Regions from separate parts of the Homo sapiens genome. Here region 1 is linked to region 2. Evidence: read pairs that join two places in POLR2A ChIA-PET (ENCODE). Cell type or tissue: Caco-2. All regions are shown on one strand. Links, peaks and the distances in the headings refer to the core of each region. The heading gives the core; the rest is flanking DNA. Region 1 overlaps ATP6V0E1 (ATPase H+ transporting V0 subunit e1). Region 2 overlaps CREBRF (CREB3 regulatory factor).

What was found. Peaks named below come from ENCODE experiments on the same cell type or tissue, not always from the same donor. Only the 100,000 strongest peaks of a DNase experiment are listed, where the experiment ranks them.
Region 1: POLR2A ChIA-PET joins it to region 2 with 14 read pairs; 10 of 35 experiments call an interaction of 5 or more read pairs at or near these places.

What each region holds. Positions count from the first base shown.
Region 1 is chr5:173,034,671-173,046,177 of GRCh38, forward strand. It overlaps ATP6V0E1 (ATPase H+ transporting V0 subunit e1), which reads left to right. Exons shown (of 4, transcript NM_003945.4): 4 at 1-775. Among named protein-coding and RNA genes, the nearest start is that of CREBRF, 16 kb to the right of the region's middle. RefSeq lists a silencer at 2,337-2,406. In Caco-2, for the core only: no CTCF peak of the experiment used is centred there; a DNase peak (open chromatin) is centred at 7,391.
Region 2 is chr5:173,088,157-173,099,663 of GRCh38, forward strand. It overlaps CREBRF (CREB3 regulatory factor), which reads left to right. Exons shown (of 9, transcript NM_153607.3): 4 at 2,159-3,245. Among named protein-coding and RNA genes, the nearest start is that of CREBRF, 38 kb to the left of the region's middle. In Caco-2, for the core only: no CTCF peak of the experiment used is centred there; a DNase peak (open chromatin) is centred at 5,654.

The sequences.
Region 1 (11,507 bases), core at 5,873-8,372, 52 kb before region 2:
GAATCTGTGGATTTGAAGATGGCTCCTGCCTTCTCACGTGGGAATCAGTGAAGTGTTTAGAAACTGCTGCAAGACAAACAAGACTCCAGTGGGGTGGTCAGTAGGAGAGCACGTTCAGAGGGAAGAGCCATCTCAACAGAATCGCACCAAACTATACTTTCAGGATGAATTTCTTCTTTCTGCCATCTTTTGGAATAAATATTTTCCTCCTTTCTATGGAAATCTGGGCTCGGTGTTTGTAAAGTTCATTTTTATAAGCTTTTCTATCGCTACATAATGCCTTTTTAAAAAATGATTTTGTAGTCTAAACTTAGGTTGAGTATATAAACCCTGCCATGTAGCTTGAGATGCCTGAAAAGACTGGTAAGTGCGTTTCTTAATCGTTCAGTAACTATTTGAGTGCCTACTGCAGCCAAGGCACTGGAGGGATCAAAGATGTGTAAATTTGGAGTCCCTGCAAGTTCACAAGCTATTTGGAGAGATAAGGTTAGTATACATAGAACTGTAATATAAGGTTGTGTTGGAGCATTGTCCTTAAAGATGGTACCATGGTGAGCAGTTCAAGGTTACCTGCCAGCTGCAGAACAAGGCAGCAAATGCTCCTGAGATGGAACCATCACAGCCTCAGACATAGGACTAAAGAAGTCAAGAGTGATTAAAAAGCCAGGGGCAGGAGACAGTAATTTTGTATTTCAGTAGCAGGCATCTCGATACACTAATTTGAGAGCTTTATTACTTTTAAGAAATTAAAAATTAAAATGAACCTAAATTTTCACCAGCTCATGGCTTTTTGACAGCCAGCCAAGAATGGATTTCCTGTTTTGCAGTTTCTACTTTCTATTCCTCCCAAACTGTCTGAACTCATTACTTTGCTATTCTTATGACCAAAGTGAGTTTCAAGTTGAAGTGACTCTCCTGCTCTCGTTTCTTTTCATTCTTTACTTTTGTTTTGCGCAGTCTGTTAGGCAACTCCATGCTTTACGTTTCCAGCAGGAGGGCCACATTAGCTAATTTCATGGAATACATGAAACATTGATGATTTGAAGTTGAAGGGGGCTATGGTGATATAGGCTAACCCCATCATTTTATGGATAAGGAAGCTGAGCCCAGACAGGGAGAATTTCTCGCCCAGCTTAATGCAGTTGGTCAGAGCTAGACAGGGGAGTAAGATCCATGTTTTCTTTCTTTTTTTCTTGAGACAGAGTCTCACTCTGTCGCCCAGGCTGGAGTGCAGTGGTGCGATCTCAGCTCACTGCAACCTCTGCCTCCCGGGTTCAAGCAATTCTCCTGCCTCAGCCTCCTGAGTAGCTGAGATTACAGGCACCTGCCACCGCGCCCGACTAATTTTTGTATTTTTAGTAGAGACAGGGTTTCACCATGTTGGTCAGGCTGGTCTCCTGACCTCGTGATCCGCCCACCTTGGTCTCCGAAAGTGCTGGGATTACAGGTGTGAGCCACCGCGCCCTGCCATCATACTATTGTTGAAATGTGGGAATGACGAAATCAGCTCAGGTTTTATGAGAGGAAACTCGGTAAATTCCCTTTGCTCAGGAAGTCACTTCACCCTTGAGCCCTAGTTGTTTCATTTATTAAATTCTTGAGAAGGTTCAGTGCCATTAATACCTAAACCCAGGCACATGTTCTCTCGTCACCTCACCCTTAATAGCAGAACTGTTTGTTAACAACATGATTAGGCATCGGAGATGGATGTTGGTGAATCATATTTTCCTGACCGTTGCCACACTCCATCCAGTGTTTGTCAGGGCCCAGACTGGAAGGACCTCCATTTAGCCCGTTCAGAGGATACCGAAAATGTTCCTGCGCTCCAGAGCCCTTCCAGGCGAACGTCATGTGGCCTCCTGGGACAATCACTAGATTAGCAGAGGTCCTAGGTTTGCCATCTTACTCCCATCACTCGCTAGCTGTGTAACGGGGCAAATCATTTAATTTCTGACTCTCAGTGTTTTCATCTGTAAAATAGGGATAATGCATACCTTTTCTACTATACGAAGTTGTTACCAAATGAGATTTTGGCGGGGAAGGTGATTTGTGAATTATAATAATACATCAAGAGTATTTTCCAAATAAATGACCAAATCCCCAGGGTACACTGACAGTACTTTTCTATTCAGATAGGACCCAGAGGGACAGCCAAGTGATTTTTTTTTTCTACGTAGGGTTACACTTTGGGTTCTTTGTGTTTTGTTTTGTTTGAGACAGAGTTTCGCTCTTGTTGCCCAGGCTGGAGTGCAATGGCACGATCTCAGCTCACTGCAGCCTCCACCTCCCAGGTTCAAGCAGTTCTGCCTCAGCCTCCCAAGTAGCTGGGATTACAGTAGGCTGCCTCCACGCCTGGCTAATTTTTTGTATTTTTGGTAGAGACGGGGTTTCACCATGTTGGTCAGGGTGGTCTTGAACTCCTGACCTCAGGTGATCCGCCCACCCTCGACCTCCCAAAGTGCTGGGATTACAGGCGTGAGCCACTGTGCCTGGCCTATGGTTACACTTTTGATTAGTCATTTGTACTTGGAGGTAGAGGTTTACAGAAAAATAAAAGGCACCCTTATTAGGCCCCCAGGCCTGAGTTCAGAGCCAGAGCCTAAGTGGCTGGACCACACCCTTCCTGCCCTTCCAGGTTCTACCAACTCTTATACCAGGATAGAAGTATTTCTGGCATGATTTTGAAGATGAAGTGTGAGGATTGATTGGTTTCTTTTAGCACTGTTTTTGTTGTTTTCTTTAAACATATAATGATGTCTAGACGTGTGTCACTACCCCAACTTAATAATATTTTATCTTTCCTTTGATGTTGCTTCAAAAGTAGCACCTTCTTGTTTAGCCTTTTTTTTTTTTTTTAAGCAACGGTAGGTGTTTGGTCATGCTGAAGTAAATTTAGAATTTGAGAAATGATTTAAAATTGTTGCCAAGAATCATGAAAAATTTGGCAAGAGTCAATTGCTCCTTTATTAACATAAATTATGTTTAAAAATATATGTCTACACATTTTAGAACAGTTTCATACTCCATCCTCTATGCAAAAATTCTTTTTGGTTTGGGAGAATATATGTGTTTAAAATGGAGAGGGAGGCCAGGCGCGATGGCTCACACCTATAATCCCAGCACTTTGGGAGGCCAAGGCAGGCAGATCACCTGAGGTTGGGAGTTCAAGACCAGCCTGGCCAACATGGTGAAACCCCATCTCTACTAAAAATACAAAAATTGGCCGGGCACGGTGGCTCATGCCTGTAATCCCAGCACTTTGGGAGGCCAAGGAGGGCAGATCATCTGAGGTCAGGAGTTTGAGACCAGCCTGAGCAACATGGAGAAACCCCGTCTCTACTAAAAATACAAAATTAGCCGGGCGTGGTGGCACATGCCTGTAGACCCAGCTACTCAGGAGGCTGAGGCAGGAGAATCGCTTGAACCCAGGAGGCAGAGGTTGCAGTGAGCCGAAATGGTGTCATTGCACTCCAGCCTGAGCAACAAGAGTGAAACTCTGTCTCAAAAAAAAAAAAAAAAAAAGCCCACTATGGTGGCGGGTGCCCGTAATCCCAGCTACTAGGGAGGCTGAGGCAGGAGAATCACTCAAACCTGGAAGGCGGAGGCTGCAGTGAGCCAAGACTGCACCGCTGCACTCCAGTCTGGGCAACACAGTGAGACTCCATCTCACAAACAACAACAACAAAATGGAGATGGAGACTAAAGCAAATGTTATGTGTTACTTTTCCCCTGGCCCTTTTATTTCAACTTTCTCTCAAGAGTTGAGTGGATGAAATCAATTGCAGAAAATTCATAATTTTCAAAGGAAAGCGCAACATAAAACATTGTAAATAATACCTATCTCAGTACAGTTGACTAGAAATAACCTAATGCCGACGTAAGGAGCTGTTTAAATCATGTTGCTGCATCCAAATGAAGTAAAATCAATTTTGTTTTCAAAATACATGCCTAGAAAAGAGACAGAAAAGAGAACAAAATTACTAGCGTTGCTTGCCTCTAGATGGTAATTACAAGTCATCTTATTTTTCTTTTTCCTTTTCAGCATTTTTTCCAATGAAAATGTAATAGTGTAGTAAAAAGAAACAATGGAAGTTAATTTAATAGCAAAAGATAATGGCCAGAATATTATGTTACAAGAAAAAAAATAAAACAGGATTTTAAACAGCTATACATAGAAAAAAGCCTGGTAGGAAACAGACCAAGATGTCAAAAGTGATTATTTCTTTTACAATATTGTGTCTTCCAACTTTTCCATAAACAGCATGTATTACTTTTATAATCAGAAAAAAAAAAAGATATTTTTGAGGGCATCATTGTCAGAAGTGTTAGTACTTCCTTCAAATATAATTTAGTGCACACACACACTTTTTAAAAAAGTTATTCAGGGTCAGGGGAAATGCAGTCAGCTAGATTTATTAAAACATTGAAGCTATTATGAATCAATGAAAATCAGTGAGCTCACACAGAAATTGTGATTGTTTTCATTGTGCAGGACAGAGCACTGATCATTCCGTGTATAAAACTCTAACCTCCTTTTGTATAGGTGCTCACAGTGACAGCATGGGGAAATGAAAAGGGAGCATTGATTTTGATTCTTCCCACATAGAAAAGTGGAAGCCTAGGGTATTAATGCTCTGGGGTCCCACACCGCTTAGAAAAAGCCCCACTGTTCTTCTATGCCCAGCTGCTCCAAGCAAAGCTTTCTTTCAGGCTGTCCCTGCTTCAGTTAGACTCCCATCTCAATGAAATGTATTGGCCCTCTTTTCCCAAATCCCGCTGCCCCCAAGCCAGCTCCAAAAGAAGGGGATATTCCAGTAGCTGAGGATGCTCAGCAGCTAATACTGCCGCCCCCATGAATCCAATCAAGATTCCATTTCAGTTTCTGTCAGGATGTTGACATGGTTTCCATGGTTTCTTTACACCGTCCACAGTGTGGTACTACTGTGGGTTGCCACTCCAAAACAGAACAAGCAGAGTAGATATTTTGTCAAAGTAAGCCTGTATTTGAGGAAGGGTGAGTTAAGAAGCTAAGTGTGACTTTGTCCAAGCTGCAGATGCTTTTCAACAACAGGTTGAAAAAGTAGTTCAGCCAGATTCAACCAGGTTGCACAGGTATTTTCAGCTCCTGTTTTTTGTCCTGATGTTAGCTGCTTGAGCAAAAAGACTCAGCAACCTGACCTCCTGCAGCCTAGAGTTTAGCAGGGAAGAGAATTAAACAGTAATAATGAATGGTTATTTATGCTACACCAGTGCTTCTCAAATGGTAACGTCCAGATTGCCTGGGGATTGTGTTTTAACAGATTCTGATTAAATCAAGATGGGAGCAATGATTCTGTATTTCCAACAAGCTCCCAGGTGCTGCTGGTGCTTCTGGTGGGTGGACCCCATGGAAGCAAGGTGCTGTGTCTTAGGGAAGTACCGGTTGCTAGGTAAGAATAAGCACTAGAAACATTAAACTGGTGGTGGGAGGAAAGGTTATTGTAGGAAATGACCTTTAAGGGTAAACCCCAAGGATGAGTAAGAGCTTAGCAGAGAGGATCGGGCACAGTGGCTCACACCTGTAATCCCAGCACTTTTGGAAGGCCGAGACGGGAGGATCACCTGAGGTCAGGAGTTTGAGACCAGCTTGGCCAATATGGCCAAACCCCGTCTCTACTAAAAATGCAAAAATTAGCCAGCCATGGTGGTATGCACCCGTAATCCCAGCTACTCGGGAGGCTGAGGTAGGAGAATCGCTTGTATCTGGGAGACAGAGGTTGTAGTGAGCCGAGATCATGCCATTGCACTCTAGCCTGGAGGACAGAGTGAGACTCCATCTCAAAAAAATTTTTAAAAAATTAAAAAAGAGTTTAGCAGAGAGGAGTGTCTGCGGTATTTCCAGTAGACCTGTGAAATTGTTGCAGGAGTCCAGGAGAGATAAGTGTCCTGGAGTGTGGTAATGGAAATGAATTAGGAGAAGGAGCTACAATGGGGCCATAATTATTAGTTAATACACATAAACTTCCGTTGAGTGATTAGTTATGTGGGGGCAGTAAGGGACAGGGAGGAGCTGAGAATTACACCAGGTTCTGACTGAGTGATGGAGCCCTTTACTAGGATGGAGGCACAGGGGATACAACAAACTTGTTATAGCCTGATGGGTTCTTCTTGCCTGCTGCCCAGAAATGCCAATGCACTGAGAACAGCCGAAGTGTTGCAGCAGAGAAATAATTTTTTTTTTTTTTTTGAGATGGAGACTCGCTCTGTCGCCCAGGCTGGAGTGCAGTGGTGCAAGCTCCGCTCACTGCAAGCTCTGCCTCCTGGGTTCATGCCATTCTCCCGCCTCAGCCTCCTGAGTAGCTGGAACTACAGGCGCCTGCCACCACGCCTGACTTTTTTGTATTTTTAGTAGAGACGGGGTTTCACCCCATTAGCCAGGATGGTCTCGATCTCCTGACCTTGTGATCTGCCTGCCTCGGCCTCCCAAAGTGCTGGGATTACAGGCGTGAGCCACAGCACCCGGCCGAAAAAGAATTTAATAATCAAAATGCCAGCCAAGCAGAAGGACTGGAAATCATTCTCAAATCTGCCTCCCCGAGAATTCAGAGGCTAGAGTTATTTTATTTTATTTATTTTAATTTTATTTTTGAGACAGATTCTCACTCTGTCACCAGGCTGGAGTGCATGGTGCGATCTCAGCTCACTGCAACCGCTGCTTCCTGGGTTCAAGCGATTCTCCTGCCTCAGCCTCCCGCGTAGCTGAGACTACAGGTGCGCACCACCACACACAGCTAATTTTTGTACTTTTAGTAGAGACAGGGTTTCACCATGTTGGCCAGGATGGTCTTGATCTCTTGACCTCGCGATCCGCCCACCTTGGCCTCCCAAAGTGCTGGGATTACAGGTGTCAGCCACTGCGCCCTGCTGAGGCTAGAGTTTTTTTGTTTTGTTTTGTTTTGTTTTTGAGACGGAGTCTTGCTCTGTCACCCAGGCTGGAGTGCAGTGGTGCGATCTCAGCTCACTGCTCCCGGGTTCACACCATTGTCCTGCCTCAGCCTCCCAAGTAGCTGGGACTACAGGCGCCCGCCACCACTCCCAGCTAATTTTTTTGTATTTTTAGTAGAGATGGGGTTTCACCGTGTTAGCCAGGATAGTCTCGATCTCCTGACCTCGTGATCCACCCACCTCAGCCTCCCAAAGTGCTGGGATTACAGGCGTGAGCCACCGTGCTTGGCCCTCTGAGGCTACAGTTTTTAAAGGAAAGCTGGGTGGGCAGGTGGCTAGGGAATGGGTAGTGCTGACTGAGTAGGGGATGAAATTATAAAGGGTTGAAGTTGTCTTCTTGCACTAAGTCAGTTCCTGGGTCGGGGGTCACAAGACCAGTTGGGTCAGTTTCTGGGTTATGGGTTGCCCATCCTAGTGGCGCCAGCTGGTCCATCAAAATACAAGGTCTGAAAGATACCTCAAACACCAGCCGTAGGTTCTACGATAGTGACGTTATCTATAGGAACAATTGAGGGGGTTACAAATCTTGTGACCTCCAGCTACATGACTCCTGGACCATAATTCTGACCTTGTGGTTAATCTGTTAGTTTTATGAAGGCAGTTTAGTCCCTGTGTGATGAAGAGGTTCGTTATCTTTGTTTAAAGTTAAACTATAAACTAAATTCCTCCCATAGTTTTCTTGCCCTATACACAGGAATGAGCAAAGATGGTCAGCTGGTGAGGTTAGAAGCAAGATGGAGTCAGCAATGCTGGATTTCTGTCACGATCATAATCTTTGCAAAGATGGTTTCAAGCTTAGGGACACAGTGGAGTCCAGCTGTGGACAAAGAGTTGCAGGGACCTGAGGTGTCCATGCAGGGACACCCCCAGTGGGCAATTGTTATTTGGGCCTGGAGGTTAAGAAGGACCAGGCTGGAGGTTAGAATGTGGGCACCAATGCAGAGATAATGGAAGCTGTGGGTGTGGATAAGGGCCAGGAAGAATGTGTGTAGAGTGAGAGGAGAGGCTGTCTAAGCTGCAGGCCTGAGGGGCACCCACTCTTAAGGGTGGACAAGGGAAGAGGAGGACTCTGTAAGGGGCAGCCATTGTAAATGGCCCTGGTTTGGATAGCTGTCGGCACCACCCTCACCCCCAGCTTATTAAGTATTTTACATTACATTATCCTAGGAAGTAAGTGGGACACATATTGTACCTCTTTTATAGCTGGATAAACAGATCAACAGTACATCAAACCTACTCTCATTCCAACAGCTTGGCTGCCCTTCAGCTGGTATGTTTACAGGGACTCCAACCAGCCCTCACTCACCTGACAGCCAAGCTGCCCATTTCTGAGATTCTAGGAGCCGCTTACAGCTGTTTTTTTTTTTCCTACTTTTTCATCATTATTATCAGTCCTGTGGCTAACAATAATACCTAACACATAGCAGTTCCACATACGGATGTTAACTTTTTTTTTTTTTTTGAGACAGAGTCTCGCTCTGTTGCCCAGGCTGGAGTGCAGTGGCACGAGCTTGGCTCACTGCAACCTCCGACTCCTGGGTTCAAGCAATTCTCCTGTCTCAGCCTCCCGAGTAGCTGGGATTACGATGTGCGTCACCACGCCTGGCTAATTTTTTGTATTTTTAGTAGAGATGGAGTTTCACCATGCTGGTCAAGCTGGTCTCGAACTCCTAACCTCAGGTGATCCACATGCGTCAGCCTCCCCAAAGTGCTGGGATTACAGGTGTGAGCCACCGTGCCTGGCCTTTTTTTTTTTTTTTTTTTTGAGATGTAGTTCTGCTCTTGTCACCCAGGCTGGAGTGCAATGGTGTGATCGCGGCTCACTGCAACTTCCACCTCTGGGGTTCAAGTGATTCTCCTGCCTCAGCCTCCCAGGTAGTTGAGATTACAGGCATGCACCACCATGCCCAGCTAATTTTTGTATTTTTAGTAGAGATGGGGTTTCACCATGTTGGTCAAGCTGGTCTCGAACTCCTGACCTCAAGTGATCCACCCGCCTTGGCCTCCCAAAGTGCTAGGATTACAGGCGTGAGCCACCACACCCAGACCACAGATATTATTCTTAATGTTTCACATATTTTAACTCATTTAATCCTCACAAAAACCTATTAAATACATTTATTATCTTCATTTTATAGATGAAGAAATTGAGGCCCAATGTTCCAAGCTGTTGTCAAAAAACCAAATTATAACAAACTAGTTTAAAGATTTCAATTGGCTTTATTTGCAATTCTAGAATCAGGCAACACTTCATTCCATAAAACAGTAAGTCCCAAAGAGCTGAGCAGAAGAGCTTGGCTTTATACACACAGAGAGGGGCTGGAGAAAGCAGAAGGAAGGAACAGAGCATATTAGTTACTTTTAGACAGAACAATAGGAATGTCACTGGTTAGTAACATTGGTTTACTTCAGGATACCTTTTTGGTTTAAGGATTAAGGCAGCCGGGCGCGGTGGCTCACGCCTGTAATCCCAGCACTTTGGGAGGCCGAGGCGGGTGGATCACGAGGTCAGGAGATCGAGACCATCCTGGTTAACACGATGAAACCCCGTCTCTACTAAAAATATAAAAAAATTAGCCGGGTGTGATGGTGGGCGCCTGTAGTCCCAGCTACTCAGGAGGCTGAGGCAGAAGAATGGCGTGAACCCGGGAGGTGGAGCTTGCAGTGAGCAGAGATCGCGCCACGGCACTCCAGCCTGGGTGACAGAGCGAGACTCTGTCTCAAAAAAAAAAAAAGGATTAAGGCAGAGGAACTTCCCTTATCATACTGATTGAAGATTGGAACTGGTCTTCTTGGGAAATTGGTTGTTGTCTGTCTCTCTTGATTTCTTGCAAGGTCAGAAAACTCTTCAGGTTTGGTGATCTGGAACTTTAACATGGCTGACTCCATTTTTATTTTTTATTTTTATTTTTTGAGATGGAGTTTCGCTCTTGTTGCCCAGGCTGGAGTGCAATGGCGCAATCTCGGCTCACTGCAACCTCCGCCTCCCAGTTTCAAGCAATTCTCCTGCCTCGGCCTCCTGAGTAGCTGAGATTACAGGCATGCACCACCACGCCCGGCTAATTTTGTATTTTGAGTAGAGACGGGGTTTCGCCATGTTGGGGCTGGTCTCGAACTCCTGACCTCAGGTGATCCGCCTGCCTCAGCCTCCCAAAGTGCTGGGATTACAGGCGTCAGCCACCGTGCCCGGCCCTCCATTTTGATTTTTAGCCTGGTCTGTCGGGGCCTAATGCAGGAGCTTATTCCAAAACAATGGCCTCCTATAATGGTTTATTTAACAGTGTTAATTAGAGGAAATGGGGTTTAAACCCAGGGGAGTCCGACTTTAGGGTTCAGGGCTGTCACTGAGGCTCCATTTTTCTGAGGTAAAATTCCTCACTTTACCCATCGATGACGGTCTTGTAGCCTTAGTTTCTTGGCCACACCTTCAACCTTTCAGTGCCTATGGTTGTTCCTAGCCCCAAAAGGTCACATGGTTCTTCTAATACCTTCCATTAAGAAGCCAATAGCTTTCTGAAAATGAGGCCAGAGGCCATTTGGAGAATCCTAAACCTACTACCTGGGAACGGGCAGGGTCTTGTGGTTCTGAATGTCCTCAGAATGAATTTCCTGCCATCCCTGGGATTCCAGCTCCCCTCTCTCCACAGCTCCCCACAAGACAGGGTTGGAATTGCTAATCCCCTGCCTTTGGGGCAGACTATCAGACCCAAAGGTAGTTCTTTGTGTTTTTTTTTTTTCCGGTGACACTTCAATGCCCTCATGCAATAAAGGGGCCTTCCTTGATTTTCCTGAGTTGCCCAAGGGGGCCGGCACCTGCAAGTCCCAGGGAGGGTGAGCACTTCATGCTCTCTGCCAGCGTTTCTGAAGCATGGGGTCGGAATGGGATTTTCCAGTGTTACATTGCATGTGGATAGACGGTGCAGGTCCCTGAGAAAGCATCGCCTCATCTCACCTGCCTCTGCCTGGAAAGTTTCACCCCTCTCAGCTCAGCTCCAGGGGCATGTCCTGGAGGCAGTGCCCCGCCTCCTTCCCTCCAGAGGTGTGCGCTGTTTGCTTCCCACAGCAACCTTTGCTTATCTCCGTTATCACAGTTGTACATAACTCTGTCTTTCCCAGGGGCTGCAGAAGCTTTACTGGGCAGGATCCCTTGTTTGTTCGAGTTTGATCCCTACCATCTTGCACAAAAAGCTGTTCAGTAAATGTTCATTCACTGCAAGTTGGCTTGGAAAAAAAAGTCTTGTGAGAGATCACCTTTTTTTTTTTTTTTAATTCCAGTCTCTAGGTATTGAGTTTTCTTAAAGGATGGTAAAACTGTCTGACCTGGACCTCTAACATCTTAGAGGGTGAATTTCATGGGGCAGTCACACAGGGCCCCTTGCTTAGAAGGCCCCTGCACTGGGTTTGATGCTCTGCTCTTGTATTGAAATTCTTAGCAATTTTTTTTTGTGGTGGTGGGGGCGGGGGGATGGAGTTTGGCTCTTGTTGCCCAGGCTGGAGTGCAACGGTGCAATCTCAGCTCACCG
Region 2 (11,507 bases), core at 4,438-6,937:
AAAGGGCTCTGGAGAGATGGTCATAGCCACACACACCTGCAGCTCTTCTTCCATTCTGGAGGCTCCAGGGCAGCCAATATTGCTTCATCAAATACATTCTTTTTTTTTTTTTTTTTTTTTTTTTTTTTGAGACAGAGTTTCGCTCCTGTTGCCCAGGCTGGAGTGCAATGGCGCAATCTAAAATTAGCTGGGTGTGGTGGTGGGTGCCTGTAATCCCAGCTACTCAGGAGGCTGAGGCAGGAGAATTGCTTGAACCTGGGAGACGGAGGTTGCAGTGAGCGGAGATTGCACCACTGCACTCCAGCCTGGGCAACAAGAGCAAGACCCCGTCTCAAAAAAAAAAAAAAAAAATGAATGCATCAAAAATGGTAAAAGATTATCTAAATATCTTCAAATCTAGTTTTTGATAAAGATAATGGGCTTTTCAGCTGGAAAACATTGAGCAAGGCATGTGAATGACATAAAGAATGTGGCACAAAAATAACAATTCCAAACAGGATCTGCATATACTTAATCATTTATTCTTGAGGTAAATAGACACTTAAAATTCAGAAGAAAAACATTTTAAAAACAGTTTTAATTACATAAAATTGAAATAACACAAAAATATATAAAAACTGGAAAACTGAGTGCTCAAATGCATAAATCTACTAAAAATTATTGAATTGTCTACTTAATATAGGTTGGTTTTATGGTATGTGAAATTATACTTCAGTAAAGCTGTTAAAACATACACAGACAGGCCGGGCGCAGTGGTCATGCCTGTAATCCCAGCACTTTGGGAGGCTGAGGCAGGTGGATCACAAGGTCAGGAGTTCAAGACCAGCCTGACCAAGATGGTGAAACCTCATCTCTACTAAAAATACAAAAAAATTAGCTGGGCATGGTGGCACGTGCCTGTAATCTCAGCAATTCAGGAGGCTGAGGCAGAGAATTTCTTAAATCTGGAGGAGGAGGTTGCAGTGAGCCAAGATCGCGCCACTGCACTCCAGTCTGGGTGACAGAGTGAGACTCCATCTCAAAAAAAAAAAAAACAAAAAAAAAAACCCATACACAGACAACACACACACACACACACACACCCCAAAAATTAAAGAAAAAAAATAACTCTGGAAGACTCAAAACGTCCTCATTTTCTTTCTGTGCCTCCACCTTCCAAACCTTTTACCAAAACGTAACTAACAGGTTCTTTTCCATGCATATGTAAACATATGTATATAGTTTTTTTGTATATACTTTTTAATTGGATAATATAGATAACAGTTTTCTGTAACTTGCTCTTTTAAAAATAAAAATATATGGTGGGCAGTCTTTCATATTTGTACATTAGAGCTATGCTGCATTCATTTCAATGGCTGCAGAGTCTTAACTGATATTTGAAATTGACATCTCCAGTGGCACATGCCTGTAATCCCAGCAATTTGGGAGGGCAAGGTGGGCAGATCACTTGAGGTCAGGAGTTTGAGACCAGCCTGGTCAACATGGTAAAGCCCTGTCTCTACTTTAAAAAAAAAAAAAAAGAAAAAAAAATCATCTCTAAAATTCGTGAGGAGTATTTTACTCTGCCTGCCCAAGTGTTGTTATAAGGTCTTGCAAAAGATCTTACCATTCTGTGGTTGAATTCCAACTCTCTTTGGATTGCTCTTTGCCTCTATATTTAAGTTCCCACTAAAAAGATATCCTCTTCTGTAATGAGGGTGTCTTTATTATTTTCATTGTTAATATTTTAAATTCTTCTCTCTCACTTATCACATTGTTTGCTTTTTAGTTGAAGTGTCTCCCCCTGCCCCCACCCTACCACCACTAAGGAGATCCCAAAATCCTTCTAAGATAAGGAAATGTAAACTTTTTTCAGGCAGAATGTTTATGGTAAACTCAAGAGCCCTTGATATTTGGATCATACCTGAGCCTCTCAAGGGACACACTTTCCGTCTTTTTTAAATTTAATTTTTAATTGATTTTTGTTTGTTTTATTTTCATTCTACTTTTTCTTGCCTAAGGAAATGATGACATTATATGAAATGATAAAGCGTCCTGTCAGTAGCCTTTATGTTAAAACAGACCAAAAGTCAAGTATTGATTTATCAGTTTGACATATGGAGGTGAATATTTCCTTCTGAAATATGATGTGCAATTTCTTTTTTAAAACCTTTCTCAGGATAGAGAGATGAACTACCAACAGAATCCTAGAGACAACTTTCTTTCTTTGGAGGACTGCAAAGACATTGAAAATCTGGAGTCTTTCACAGATGTCCTGGATAATGAGGGTGCTTTAACCTCAAACTGGGAACAGTGGGATACATACTGTGAAGACCTAACGAAATATACCAAACTAACCAGCTGTGACATCTGGGGAACAAAAGAAGTGGATTACTTGGGTCTTGATGACTTTTCTAGTCCTTACCAAGATGAAGAGGTTATAAGTAAAACTCCAACTTTAGCTCAACTTAATAGTGAGGACTCACAGTCTGTTTCTGATTCCCTTTATTACCCCGATTCACTTTTCAGTGTCAAACAAAATCCCTTACCCTCTTCATTCCCTGGTAAAAAGATCACAAGCAGAGCAGCTGCTCCTGTGTGTTCTTCTAAGACTCTGCAGGCTGAGGTCCCTTTGTCAGACTGTGTCCAAAAAGCAAGTAAACCCACTTCAAGCACACAAATCATGGTGAAGACCAACATGTATCATAATGAAAAGGTGAACTTTCATGTTGAATGTAAAGACTATGTAAAAAAGGCAAAGGTAAAGATCAACCCAGTGCAACAGAGCCGGCCCTTGTTGAGCCAGATTCACACAGATGCAGCAAAGGAGAACACCTGCTACTGTGGTGCAGTGGCAAAGAGACAAGAGAAAAAAGGGATGGAGCCTCTTCAAGGTCATGCCACTCCCGCTTTGCCTTTTAAAGAAACCCAGGAACTATTACTAAGTCCCCTGCCCCAGGAAGGTCCTGGGTCACTTGCAGCAGGAGAGAGCAGCAGTCTTTCTGCCAGTACATCAGTCTCAGATTCATCCCAGAAAAAAGAAGAGCACAATTATTCTCTTTTTGTCTCCGACAACTTGGGTGAACAGCCAACTAAATGCAGTCCTGAAGAAGATGAGGAGGACGAGGAGGATGTTGATGATGAGGACCATGATGAAGGATTCGGCAGTGAGCATGAACTGTCTGAAAATGAGGAGGAGGAAGAAGAGGAAGAGGATTATGAAGATGACAAGGATGATGATATTAGTGATACTTTCTCTGAACCAGGTATTATAATGCTTGCAAGCTTACCAGACTGACCTTTGTATTACTATTTTGAAATAGAAAGGTTTTTGTTTCTGTTTTGTTTGGATAATTTCTTTATTTTAGTTTGGGAATTAAATGACTTAAACCTTGGATTGGATATGTAATTGGTTTTTCTATTCAAATAGCTCTAAAATGATCACTTTTGCTCACATAGGGATTCATAAGCTGATTCCTTGAGGGCTTATTTTTTATTATTTTATTTCTTATTTTTAAAATTAAAATAGAGATGAGAGCTTGCCACTGTGCCCAGCTGAGGACTTATTCTTAATGTATCTTATGTTAAGTGACCTGTTTTGTCACTCTCTTGAGCATTTATGCAAAGACACCAATAATTTATTGGTTTAAAAAATATTCCTGTTTAGGGCCAGGCGCAGTGGCTCACGTTAGTAATCCCAGCACTTTGGGAGGCCGAGGTGGGCGGATCACCTGAGGTCAGGAGTTAAAGACCAGCCCGGCCAACACAGCGAAACCCTGTCTCTACTAAAAATACAAAAATCAGATGTGGTGGCACGCATCTGTAATCCCAGCTACTCCAGAGGTTGAGGCGGGAGAATCACTTGAACCCAGGAGGCTGAGGTTGCGGTTAGCTGACATCGCACCATTGCACTCCAGCCTGGGCAACAGGAGTGAAAGTCTGTCTCAATAACAACAAAAAATAATAAATAAAAATATTACTGTTTATGCATGTGTCTCTCTATTATAGTTGAGATAAGTTAGGAGTATATAGAATGTTGAACCAAGTGATGATGGTTTATATTACTCATTCCAATACCCAACAAAGTCTATTTATGAATAATGTAAAAGCATTTTCTTTGTGTCTGCTAACATTTTAATTTACATCGTATTTTCCTATTTAAGAAAAATACATGCTGTAATTTGGTGAGCATGAAGGAGACTCTGCTTTATTTATATACAGCGCATATAAATAAAAGGGACAAAGAAAATGAAATCTCTGGGGGAACTGGTTCACTTTAGCATTTACATGCTTGGGCTTTTGGCGCTGTTGGCTTGTGCAGTTTATTTATAAAAATAGTATTGCCAAGTGGCACATGGTTGAAAATGCACAAAGAAGTAAAGATCTTTAAATTTAAACTAAAGTTATCTTCTTCAAAAATATTGTTGGTACTAACTCTGCATGAAAACTAAGTTATTATTTAAAAAAAAACTATCAAAGAGAGCCCTTTTGTTATAATGATGATTGCTGGAATTTCAGGCAGTATAAACATAGATATTTAATTTTCTGAAAGGCGTTTAAAGCATAATACCTATATTGTAACTAGTGAAACATTATTCTTACTAAAAGAATTTTTCCTTTGGTGAAATCTTTCTATTACACAAATGCTTTGATTTATGCATTTGACACAAACATTTTTTGATTTGGGTGGAGTTTCAGGTAAGTAAAAGGTACTTGAATATGGAAGAAAAGGGATTGTGCCTTCTTCATTGGTTTACTGTACAACTCTATATAGTCTAGGTAGAATAATGTCTTTTTACAATACAGGAAAATTTTTCTCTTGGCAAGTGAATAAAATCTGCTTTGAGATATTTCAAGGAGACTTGACTTTGTAGGTAGGGGTAATTTATATAACTCCCTGCACTTGGAAGATCATAGTGCTCTTCATAAGTGGTCCTTAAAGTCTTGACAGATTGGTCCTGTTGCTTTGAGTCTCGTATTTAGGAGCAGGGAGGGGAAGGGTGAAACAAAGAGAGGATGGGTAATTAAGGGAAATGGCAAATGTGGGGAAGGAAATGCCTTTAGCAGCTGGTGCTTAAAGGAATATATAGATCAGAAGGAGTCAGTAAATCCTACCATCACCAAGGCAGCAAGGACTATATTATCTACCTGACTTTTGATTGTAGTTTTGCTTTTCTTTGACTTTTTCCCCCCAGCTTTATTGAGGTATGTTTGGCAAATAAAAATTGTATACGTTTAAAGTGTACAACATGTTTTTACATATGTATACATTGTGAAATGATTACTAAAATCAGGCTAATTAACATACCCATCACTTCACATAGTAGGGTGGTAAGAACATTTAAGATCTACTCTCTTAACAAATTTGGCCTACACAATACAGTTGTTGTTGTTGTTTTGAAACAAGATATGGCTCAATTGCCTAGGCTGGAGTGCGGTGGCACAATCTTGGCTCACTGCAACCTCTGCTTCCCTGGCTCAAGCCACCCTCCCACCACAGCCTTCCAAGTAGCTAGGACCACAGGCGTGCACCATCATGCCCAGCTAATTTTTGTATCTTTTGTTGAGATGGGGTTTTGCCATGTTGCCCAGGCATGTCTTGAACTTGTGAACTCAAGCCACCTGCCCGCCTCAGCCTTCCAAAGTGCTGGAATTACAGGCGTGAGCCACCACACCCAGCCCAGTATTGTTATCTGTAGTCACAATGCTGTATGTTAGATCTCCAGAGCTTATTCATCCTGCATAACTGAAACTTTGTACCTTTTGGCCAACATCTTCCCATTTCCCCCACCCACCAGCCCCTGGCAACCTCCATTCTACTTTTTACTCTCTGATCCTGAGTTTGACTTTTTTTCTAAGATTTCGCATGTAAATGAGATCATGCTGTATTTGTCTTTCTGTGCCTGGCTTATTTAACTTAGCATGATGTCTTCCAGGTTCATCCATGTTATTACAAAGACAGGATTTCCTTTCTTTTTAAGGCTGAATAATATTCCTGTGTGTGTGGGCATGTGCGTATAACTCTCACATTTTCTTTATGTATATGTTCATTGTTGGCCCCTTTGTTGATTCCTTATCTTGGATTATGTGAATACTGTTGCAATGAACATAGGAATGCAGATATCTCTTCAAGATACTGGCTTTATTTATTTTGGCTGTATCCCCAGAAGTGGGATTGCTGGATCATATGATCGTTCTATTTTTAATTTTTTGAGGAACTTCCATGCTGTTTTCCATAATGACTGTACCAATTTACATTCCCACTAATAGTTTACAAGAGTTCTCTTTTTTCCACATCCTCAATAACACTTGCTTTCATTTATCTTTTTGGTAATAGCCATGCCGACAGGTATGAGGTGATATCTCATTGTGGCTTTCGTTTGTATTTCTCTGATGATTAGTGGTATTGAGCATGTTTTCATATACTTGTTGGCCATTTGGATGTCTTTTTAAAAATGTTTATTCAGGTCCTTTGCCCATTTTTTAATTGGATTGTTTTCTTGCTATTACATTGTTTGGGTTCCTTGTATATTTTGGATATTAACTCCTTATCAGATGTATGGTTTGCAGATATTTTTCTTTCATTTCATAGGTAGTCCCTTCACTCTGTTAATTGTTTATTTTGCTCTGTGGGAGCTTTTTGGTTTGATGCAATCTCATTTGTTTTATTTTTGCTTTTGTTGCTAGTGCTTTTAGAATTATACATTTAAAAAATCATTGCCCAGACCAATGTCAAGAATCCTTTTTCATGTTTTCTCCTAGTATTTTTATTATTTAGTTCTTATGTTTAAGTCTTTAATCCATTTCGAGTTGATTTTTCAATATGGTATGAGATAAGGGTCTCCAGTGTCATTATTTTGCCTTTGAATATCCAGTTTTCCCATAACCATTTATTGAAGAGACTATCCTTTACTTATTGTTGTTTCTGGCACCTTTGCCAAGAATTAATTAATTGGACATAATGTGGGAATTTATTTCTGGGCTCTCTGTTTCATTGGTATATATGTCTGTTTTTATGCCAGTACCATATTGTTATAATTACTATAGCTTTTTTTTTTTTTTTTTTTTTTTGAGATGGAGTCTCGTTCTGTTGCTCAGGCTGGAGTGCAGTGGCCCGATCTTGGCTCACTGCAAGCTCCGCCTCCCAGGTTCACGCCATTCTCCTCCCTCAGCCTCCCAAGTAGCTGGGACTACAGGCGCCCGCCACCACGCCCAGCTAATTTTTTTGTATTTTTAGTAGAGACGGGGTTTCACTGTCTTAGCCAGGATGGTCTCGATCTCCTGACCTCGTGATCTGCCAGCCTCGGCCTCCCAAAGTGCTGGGATTACAGGCATGAGCCACCGTGCCTGGCCTATAATTACTAAAGCTTTGTAATATATTTTGAAATCAGATAATATGATGCCTCCAGTTTTGTTTTTCTTACCCAAGATAGCTTTGGCTATTCAGAATCTTTTGTGATTTCATATGAGTTTTAGGGTCTTTTTCCCTTTGTTTAAGGATTGCATTGAATTTGTAGTTCATTTTGGGTGATATGGATATTTTGGCCGTATTAATTCTTCCAATCCATAAACATAGGATATCTTTCTATTTATTTGTGTCTTCAGTTTCTTTCACCAATGTTGTATAGTTTTCAATGTATAGATCTTTCACTTTCTTGGTTAAATTTTTTTCTAAGTTTTTTTTTTTTAGTGTGATACTGTTGTAAATGGGATTTTTTTCTAATTTCTTTTTTGGATAGTTGTTAGCATATAGAAACACAAGTGATTTTTGAATAATGATTTTGTATCCTGCAGCTTTACTGAATTAGTTTATTAGTTCTAACAGTTCTATGGTGAAGTCTTTTCTTTTTTTGAGACAGAGTCTTGCTCTGTTGCCCAGGCTGGAGTGCAGTGGCGCCATCTGGGCTCACTGCAAACTCCGCCTCCCGGGTTATGCCATTCTCCTGCCTCAGCCTCCTGAGTAGCTGGGACTACAGGTGCCTGCCACCAAACCCGGCTAATTTTTTTGTATTTTTAGTAGAGGCGGGGTTTCACTGTGTTAGCCAGGATGGTCTCGATCTCCTAACCTTGTGATCCGCCCGCCTTGGCCTCTCAAAGTGCTGGGATTACAGGCGTGAGCCACTGCGCCCAGCCTATGGTGAAGTCTTTAGGGTTTTCTAGATACAAGATCATGTCATCTACTAACAGAGACAATTTCTTTTCCTATTTGGATGCCTTTCCTTCTTTGTTTTCTTTCTTCCCCTGCCTCCCTTCCCTCCCTTCCTTTTCTCTTTCCTTTTCCCTTCCCTTCCCTTCCCTTCCCTCCCCTCCCCTCTCCTCCCCTCTCCTCCCTCCCCTCCCCTTTCTGTGTCCAGTCCCTCCCCTGCCCTCCTCTCCCCTCTTGCCCCTTCCCCCTCCCCTCCCCTTCCCTTTCCTTTCCTTTTGCATAATTTCTCTAGATAGGACTTCCAGTATTATCAATACATGGAATAGTAGTTGAGAGAATGGGCATCCTTATCTTGTTCCTGGTCTTAGAGGAAAAGCTTTCAGGTTTTCATCACTGAGTATGGTGTTAGCTATGGGTTTGTCGTGTATGGCCTTTATTATGTTGAGGTACGTTCCTTTTATATGTAATTTGTTAAATTTTATTTTATCATGAAAGCATGTTGATTTTTTAAAGCAAATTCTTTCAGATCTTGAAGCATGTTGAATGTTGTCACATGTTCTTTCCATATCTATTGAGACGATTATATTGTTTTTATCCTTCAGTCTGTTAATGTGGCATATCATTGATTGATTTGCATATATTGAATCATCCTTGCATCTCAAAGATAAATCCCACTTCATCATGATGTATGATCCTTTTAGTGTGCTGTTGAACATGGCTTGCTAGTATTTTGTTGAGGATTTTTGCATCCATGTCCATCAGGGGTACTGGCCTGTGATTTTCTTACCTCGTGTGTTCTTGTTTGGTTTTGGTATCATGGTAATACTGGCCTCATAAAATGAGTTTGGAAATGTTCTCTCCTCTACATTTCTTTAGAAGTATTAGAGAAGGATTGGTATTAATTCTTCCTTCAATATTTGGTAGAATTTACTAGTGAAGTCAGCAGGCCCTTGGCTTTAGTTCATTGAGAGTTTTTGTTTGTTTGAGACAGTCTTGCTCTGTCACCCAGGCTGGAGTGCAGTGGCATGAACTCGGCTCACTGCAATTTTCGCCTCCAGGGTTAAGTGATTCTCCTGCCTCAGCCTCCTGAGCAGTTGGGACTACAGGCACTCACCACCATGCCTGGCTAATTTTTGTATTTTTAGTAGAGATGAAGTTTCGTCATGTTGGCCAGGCTAGTCTGGAACTCCTGACCTCAGTTGATCTGCCCGCCTCGGCCTCCCAAAGTGCTGGGATTACAGATGTGAGCCCTCGTGCCTGGCCGACAGTTTCTGATTACTGATTCAGTGTTCTTTCTTGTTATTGGTTTGTTGAACTTTTCTATTTTTTTCATGATTCAGTCTTGGTATGTTTCTAGGAAGTTATCCATTTCTTCTAGGTTATTCAATTTGTTAGTGTATAATTGTTTATAGTAGTCCTTAATGATTCTTTGCATTTCTGTGGTATTAAATCTGATTTCTCCTCTTTCATTTATAATTTTATTGATTTGAGTCTTTTTTCTTAATTTAGCTAAAAGATTGTGAATTTTGTTTTCATTTCAACAAAAAACTCTTCATTGATCTTTTCTATTGTTTTTTAGTGTCTAATTCATTTATTTCTGCTCTGATCTTTGTTATTTTCTTCCTTCTGCTAACTTTGGGTTAGTTCTTCTTTTTCTACTTCCTTGAGGTGTAAAGTTTGGTTGTTTATTTGAGATCTTTTTTTTTTCTTTGTCGTAGTTGTTTATTACCATAAGATTCCCTCTTGGATTTGCTTTTGCTTTATCCCGTAAGTTTTGATATGTTGTGTTTCCATTTTTGTTTGTCTCAACATATTTTTCTATTCCTCTTTTGATTTCTTTGACCCATTGGTTGTTCAGGAGTTTGTTGTTTAATTTCTACCTATTTGTCAATTTTCCAATTTTCCTTCTTTTTTTTTTTTTTTTGACATGGAGTCTCGCTCTGTCACCCAGGCTGGAGCGCAGTGGCGCAATCTCTGCTCACTGCAAGCTCCGCCTCCCGGGTTCAGCCATTCTCCTGCCTCAGCCTCCTGAGTAGCTGGTACTACAGGCGCCCGCCACTACGCCTGGCTAATTTTTTGTATTTTTTAGTAGAGATGGGGTTTCATTGTGTTAGCCAGGATGGTCTCAATTTCCTTCTGATTTCCTTCTGATTTCTAGTTATACAGTTGCCAAAATATCATACTTGGTATTATTTCAGTCTTCTTAAATTTGTTAAGTAAGACTTGTTTTGTGGCCTAACATATGATCTAAACTAGAGAATGTTCTGTCTGTGCTTGAAAAGAGTATATATTCTGCTGCTGTCAGAATGTTCTATATATGTCTGTTAGGTCCATTTGGTCTGAAGTGTTATTCAAATCCATTGTTTTTTTAATTGATATTCTGATGATCTATCCATTGTTGAAAATGGAGTGTTGAAGTCCCCTATATTACCGTCTGTTTTTTCCTTTAGTTCTATTAATATTTGGTTCATTTACTTAGGTGCTTTGATATTGGGAGTACATACATTTACTATGTATACAACCTCTTGATAAATCAACAAACCCTTTATTATTATATAAAGACCTTCTTTGTCTTGTGATAGTTGTTATTTTTTTACTTTTTTTTTTTTTTTTGAGACAGAATCTTACTCTGTTACCCAGGCTGCTGGTGTGCACCAGTACTATCACAGCTCACTGCAGTGTCAACTACTTGGGCTCCAGCAGTACCACTGCTTCAGCCTCCTGAGTAGCTGGGACTATAGGTGTGTGCCACCTCTTGTGACAGTTTTTGATTTAACATCTATTTTGTCTGATGTAAGTATAGCCAGCTCTGTCCTTTTTGGTTGCCATTTCCATGGAATATCTCTTTTCATTTCTTCACTTATGGCTTACATGCATCCTTTTTATTTTTTTGAGACAGGTTCTTATTCTGTTGCCCAGGCTGGAGTGCAGTGGTGCAATCACTGCTCACTACAGCCTTGACCTGCCAGACTCAAGCAATCTTCCCACCTCAGTCTCCTGAGTAGTTAGGACTACAGGCATGCACCCCCATACCCAGCTAATTTTGGTATTGTTTGTAGAGATGAGGTCTCCCTATGTTGCCTAGGCTGGTCTTGAACTTCTGGGCTCAAGTGACCTGCCTGCCTTGGCCTCTCAAAGTGCTGGGATTACAGGTGTGAGCCACTATGCCTGGCTATATGCATCCTTAAAGCTAAAGTGATTTTCTTGTGGGCAACATAGAGTTGGTTCTTGGTTTTCTATTCATTCAGCCACTCTATATCATTTTACTGGGTATTGATAGGTAAGGATTTACTGTTAACCATTTTGTTAATGTTTTCTGACTGTTTTATAGTCCTTTTGTTACTTCCTCTCTTGCTCTCTTCCTCTGTGATTTGCTGGTTTT